Linked DNA regions of Homo sapiens: region 1 is linked to region 2. The links are chromatin contacts, found by Hi-C or POLR2A ChIA-PET in ENCODE. All regions are on one chromosome and are shown on one strand. Each heading gives the region's core, a stretch centred on a gene start or an enhancer-like site at or near the end of the contact. The rest is flanking DNA. Distances are from core to core; before and after follow the strand shown. Region 1 holds the start of EIF3J (eukaryotic translation initiation factor 3 subunit J). Region 2 holds the start of RPUSD2 (RNA pseudouridine synthase domain containing 2).

Region 1 (2,969 bases), core at 212-2,711, 4.0 Mb after region 2:
TAGTAGTGGGGATTACAGGCGCCCGCCACCACGCCCAGGTGATTTTTGTATTTTTAGTAGAGGTGGGGTTTTACCATGTTGGCCAGGCTGGTCTCGAACTCCTGACAGCAAATGATCCGCCCATCTCGGCCTCCCAAAATGCTGGGATTACAGGCGTGAGCCACCGCGTCCTGCCCACGTATCTACCTTTTTATCACATGAATGTTGTACCAAGTTCGCGTATTACATATTTGAAAATAAATTGCGAAAATAACAAAAACAAAATCCATCTACTGGCTAGCTCTTTAAAATCCTGCGGGGGAGCCCAGTGGCCCAACGGCGAAGTTTAGCCCATCTTGCCCTTTCTGGTCAGTGTACCTGTTCCATTTATCTCTGACTGCGCCACTCAGTCAGGTGAGGGACCACTGGAGTTTTCTACCGGAAATGCACTTCAGCAAATGCCACTTGCTCTCTCCAACTTCAGTTTCAACCAGCGCCTACCTCAGGAAGCCTTCCTTCATCCTCCGGCCCCCGCCGCCGCTAAGGTTATCCTTTTACATTCAACCTCATAATGCTGCTTTTTGTGGCAGTCATCACAGTGTCGAAATTTGTTTACATGTCCATCTTTGCTACTTGATGGAGGGCAAAGATACACCTCATACCTAGCATAGACCCCAGGAGGTCCGAAATTGTTCTGCGAAAGAAAAAAAAATCAATGTGCTGGCCTCAAAGGGGCTCACAGGAAGGGAAAAGCCTCGAAGACTAAGGCTCTCTTCGATTCCTTCGTGACTAACTCGAGGCAAACATGCCAGGAACGCGGCTCTCCCCACCCGCTCCTGCATCTGCGCCCGGGGATCGCCGGATTCCAGAGGGGTCCCCTCCACCTAGCGCGCGACGACTCCCTCTGGGGTCCCGGAAGCCCGGCCACCGACCCCACAGGCGGGCGTGGCCTCAGAGCCCTCTTCTGAGCACGGCGTGGGTATCCGCAGGCGGCCATGGACGGTGATCACAGTGACCAGAGGGACAGCGCACCCTCCGGTCGAAGCGGGGTAGGCGTTGGCAGGGGAGGGGCGACGAAGACTGGCGAGGTTCAGGCGCCAGCCAAAGAACCACTCTGCTAACTTCCTGGCACTTACGTTTCCTACCCGGGGCCCAGAGTCGGGCGGCGGTCTTCCAGCACCACGAACTCCAGTACTGGTCTGCGTTGTAGGGAGCTGGAAGCCCGACCCAGCACTCCTCAGCCCCCTGTGCCCCTCCCTCTGCTCTTTCCGCCCCTCCCTCCGCCCCCCTCCGCCCCCCCCTCCGCCTCTCCCTCAGCCCCGCAGCGCCACCGACCGCGTTCCCCGCCCACTTCTTACCCGCGCGCGTCGCCGCCGCCGCCTGAGGGGGCGTGGCCTCGGCTCGGCGCACAGTCAGCCACGGTCCCATCCTGCTCCGCGCCGGTCAACGAGAGCAAACCCAGTGACTCACCTCCGCCGTGCTAACTCCTCGCTAGCTCTCCCTCTCACACACGCTCACACCCGGCTCGAGATGGCGGCGGCGGCGGCGGCGGCGGGGGACTCGGACTCCTGGGGTGAGGAGAAGTTGCTGGGGCAGGGCCCGGGCCGGCGCCGGCCCCACGCAGTGGCAGGCACTAACACGGCTCGCTTTCTTCCGTAGACGCCGACGCTTTCTCCGTGGAAGACCCAGTGCGGAAGGTGGGGGGCGGCGGCACTGCCGGCGGGGACCGCTGGGAAGGCGAGGACGAGGACGAGGACGTCAAGGTGGGTGCGGGCTAGGGCGCCGGGCAGCGCGGAAGCGGGCTGGCGCTGTTGCCGGCCGACTCTGGGCCCCGGGTCGCTGCCGGGGCCTGCGGGCCGTGGGTCCAGGCGCGAGCATAGGGCCTGGCGGTGCTCTCTTCCCCTCCGCTTGCCGGCCATGTGTGGGCCGAAGACTGGCAGCGTGGCCTCCCGGACTCCCTCGCCGGTTGAGAGTCTGCTCTCCGGCGTGGATCCCACCCGCCGGCTGGCGACGAAAGGTGACAGCATCGGCCGGGTCGGCCCACGTGCAAGCTTCGCGGTCCGGAGCCTCTCGCAGGAATGAGACCGGGAAGTTGGGAATTGAGCCTTGTAGCTTATCCATATGGAAAGCCTTGAGACTCGCCTGTCTTTTCGAGCTCAAGTCAGCCCAGGGCCAGTAACTCATTTATGACCCTGAGGTCTACTTATACAGTTTGTTCGAGGGATTAGATGAGTGAAATATTGTAGTTGAATTTCAACCTTTTTTTCCCACACGAGACAGCTAGAAACAGTAAAGGGAAATAACTTTTGGCTCTCCCTTCCCCCACCCTGTGGTAAAAAGAATGAACTGACCACTGAGATAGCCCGCAGTTAGTGGACAGAAACCCAGGTAGTTCACACCGTGACCTGAGAAATGGAGAGACGACAGTTACTCAACTACACACATACGACACCTAAGGAAATATTGAAGATTTGGTGGTGGTTGTAGATGACGGGCCCGTGGTTTTTTGTTGTTGTTGTTGTTTTGTCTGTGCCTTGTAGATAATCATTTTTACCTCAGTCGTTTGATTTTGAAAACTCCGAAGGGTTCATTATACAGCTGTAAGTGACATTTACTTCTACATGGTTTTTTTTTTTTTTTACAGTAGTTACAGAAGTCTCAAATCCAAAATGTTAAGACTCTTATTAACAAAGTTCTCAAAATCTTGTTATATTTGTGCAGATAAAGTTTTGTGTGAAATGGAAAATGATTTTTTTTTGTGGTTTTGCCTAATTTAGTGAATTTCTCCTAATTTATAAACACAAACGGAGAACCCTATAAATCCTGCCTGGGCTGAAAAGTTTAAGCTAGATAATCACTATGAACTTAATAGGAATGTTGTTTTGAGTTTTTCTGTTCTCTCCCCAGTCCGATGAGGTTGGATGTGTGGATGTCCGATTTACTGACAGCCTGAGGTTCAAGAATGTTGTGAGCTTTGCACACATTGAAGT
Region 2 (2,967 bases), core at 104-2,603:
CCTTTCTCCTCTCCAGAATACAAATGCCTAGGATAAGAATTAGACTGTCTTTTTTTTTTTTTTTTTTTTGGCAAACTAACATTGAAATGCCTCCTTATTTGGAAGAATCCCACTCTGGATACCAAAGAGGGTTAGATTCTTGGCCGGGCGCGGTGGCTTACGCCTGTAATCCCAGCACTCATAATATAAAAATTAGCCAGGCGTGGTGGTGCGTGCCTGTAGTCCCAGCCACTCAGGAGGCTGAGGCAGAAGAATGGCTTGAACTCAGGAGGCGGAGGTTGCAGTGAGGTGAAATCGCTCCACTGCACTCCAGCCTGGGCGACAGAGCAAGACTCCGTCTCAAAAAAAAAAAAAAAAAAAAAAAAAAAGAGGGTTAAATTCTTCCATCTCCAGGCACCCTGGAAGTGAGGGCTCAGAGCAATGAGGTTTGGCTGATGGAAGTCCTCCCCTGCAGGACTCTTAACCTTGGAAGAGGGACACAGAGACACAGGGAGATTTAGGGGTCTCCAAGGGGTGGCAGGGCTGCAGGAAAAAGAGTCCTTTGGCACAACATAGTTTCTTGTGTCTACTGCATCCCAACTGGGTTTCTTCCCTGACATGTCTGAAGCCAGGCTCTCAAAAGGCTTGGTTTCCCTTGATTTGGCCCTTTTTCTGAGCCTAGTCTCCAGTTGTCTTGTGAATTCTATGAGGCACTAATATACTTTCCATAATTCTATCTCTGATGAAATTAGCCAGAGTTGGTTTATTTTGCACTTAAGAACCCTCGCCATATATCCTCTGATCTATTTGCAGTTTTAATCTCAGGATGGAAGCATGTGGGAGGCGAATGGGGATCACTAATCCTTCTCATGCTGTTAGGGGGAAACACAGGTGTGAACACATTGCTTCTGGGGTGCTTGTGTGTGTTTTAAATACATATATAACAATCTTACTGAGATACAAGTCACATACTATAATATTGACCCTTTTAAAATATAGAATACAGTGGGTTTTAGTATATTCGCAGAGTTTAGCAATCTTTATTCTGGTTGTTAGTTTTTGTTTTGTCTTAAATAAAGCTCCTTTCAAGCGTTTCTTCAGACCCAAGGGACTACTCGGAATTTACACGACCTACTCCTGTCATGGCCTTTACACGGAGCAATTCCAAGGGTTTCCTTTATAAATAACGTCGTATCTCCCTAATAGGAAGACGTCTGAGTAAGGTCACTTTTGGTGAGACATTTACAGTCTCTCATCTCTAAGCTCACTCAATTCACCTAATTTAATTCGAGCAGCTCACTCATTCGCTCACTTATCGCAGACCCCGCCTCGGGACTGGGCCTCCCTGATTCGCTGGGGCCGAGTGACGTCCTCAGATCGCGACCCTGGGAGTGGAGTGGGGGCAGCGTGGTTATGTGGCTGGACCGCCGCGGATGGCTCAGGGTTCTTGGACATTGGCGCTACGACCTTAGGCGCCCTAGCTTTACCAGGACTTGGAGTGGCGATAAGGGCCCAATGGCAGAAACAGTGTCTACCCAGGTTGGGACAGAGGGCGGGCTGAGGGCTTCGCATCAGCAAAACGGTGACGCTGGTGGCGACGCGAAGGTTGAGCTGTCCCCCGGGCCCCCGAAGCCGGCTGGCCGGGAAGTGGAGCCGGCCCCAGTAGGCGGGGAGCATCCCTCGGCTGCAGCCCCAGGCCCGGGCAAGCATAAGAAGCGGCGGGGCGCAACCAGGGAGCGTGTCGTGCCGCCCCCGAAGAAGCGGCGGACCGGGGTGAGCTTCGGAGATGAGCACTTTGCAGAAACCAGTTATTACTTCGAGGGCGGCCTGCGTAAGGTGCGGCCCTATTACTTTGACTTCCGGACCTACTGCAAAGGTCGCTGGGTGGGCCACAGCTTGCTGCACGTCTTCAGTACCGAGTTCCGAGCTCAGCCCCTGGCCTACTATGAGGCCGCGGTCCGGGCGGGCCGCCTGCAACTCAACGAGAAGCCGGTGCAGGACCTCAACATCGTGCTCAAGGTGGAGTCCTGATGGGGCTGGCCAGAAGCGGGCGAGGAAAAGGGGCCGGGTTTTGTTTTGTTTTGTTTTGTTTTTTAGTCTTAGTAAAGCATAGGTACTGGATTAAAATCATGGCAATTCTAAAGCGTTCTCGCTTTCATTTGGAACACTATTTTAGCCCGTTTCCCACCTCCGCAAGTGGCCAGGGTGTCTGTGCTTCAGGACTCAGCCTGTTTATCCTCTTCCTCAAGGCAGCTTCCTTGTTTCCAAGGGACAGAAGTTGGAATTTTCATAATTCCTTTAAACACCGTCTTGTGGCAAGGGCACTGATCACTTTACCCTGCGTTGTAGATCTCTGTGCAAATAGTAATAATAGGGGCTATCATTTATGTCTCTTTACTGTGTGCTGGGCACAAAGTTAAACATTGTATGTCCACTAATTCTAATGACAGCCTTGTGAAGTAGGTATTGCCACTCCATTTTACCTCTGAGGAAACTAAGGAAACTCACAGGGGTAAGGCTATCAACAGTGCCACTACCAAAGCCTATGTTCCTATAACTACTACTTAAACTATTTAACATAGAGTTATGAGATGTCAGGGATAGAGACTAGAATTGTTTAGCCCAGTGCTTTGACTCCTTTAAAATTCCATCACATCTATGAGGTACCAGACACCCCTGTCAGAAGTAACACTGTTTACCTCTCAGTAACACTAGTTTACCATGGTTGTGAGTGGAGAAAAGGCGATTACAGCATTTGGGGAATGGATGGTTTTGGAGTAACTTGTTCCATTGATCAATCGATTTGCGTCAATATATCATACATTGACGAATTCCCTCTCCTATCCCAATTTCTAAAGCACAGATCTGGTCTAACCCTCACATTCCACAGGAAGCAGAGACCCAGAAAAGATAAATGACTTGCCCAAGAGCATGTAGCGAGCCTGTGGCAAATCCTGGTCTAGAGCCCATATCCCTGGACTTAAGCCT

What was found. Hi-C counts contacts between places; a loop is a spot of excess contacts on that map. ChIA-PET counts read pairs that join two places held with the same protein, here RNA polymerase II (POLR2A). Pooled maps may share reads with other maps.
Region 1: a loop to region 2 is called in a pooled map, with 4 times the contacts of the local background. The contact joins the promoter of EIF3J here to the promoter of RPUSD2 in region 2. A Hi-C loop is called at or near these places in 1 of 37 single-sample maps with no recorded cell type and 4 of 50 pooled maps. POLR2A ChIA-PET finds 5 or more read pairs at or near these places in 1 of 52 experiments (B cell).

Annotation. Positions count from the first base shown.
Region 1 is chr15:44,535,686-44,538,654 of GRCh38, forward strand. EIF3J (eukaryotic translation initiation factor 3 subunit J) reads left to right here and starts at 1,462. Exons shown (of 8, transcript NM_003758.4): 1 at 1,462-1,552; 2 at 1,639-1,742. The coding sequence starts at 1,510. It overlaps EIF3J-DT (EIF3J divergent transcript), which reads right to left and starts at 1,238. Exons shown (of 2, transcript NR_034170.1): 1 at 358-1,238. RefSeq lists enhancers at 130-917, 605-1,054 and silencers at 1,225-1,394, 1,585-1,894, 1,915-1,964.
Region 2 is chr15:40,567,946-40,570,912 of GRCh38, forward strand. RPUSD2 (RNA pseudouridine synthase domain containing 2) reads left to right here and starts at 1,354. Exons shown (of 3, transcript NM_152260.3): 1 at 1,354-1,998. The coding sequence starts at 1,393. RefSeq lists enhancers at 1,296-1,625, 1,687-2,186, 1,936-1,985.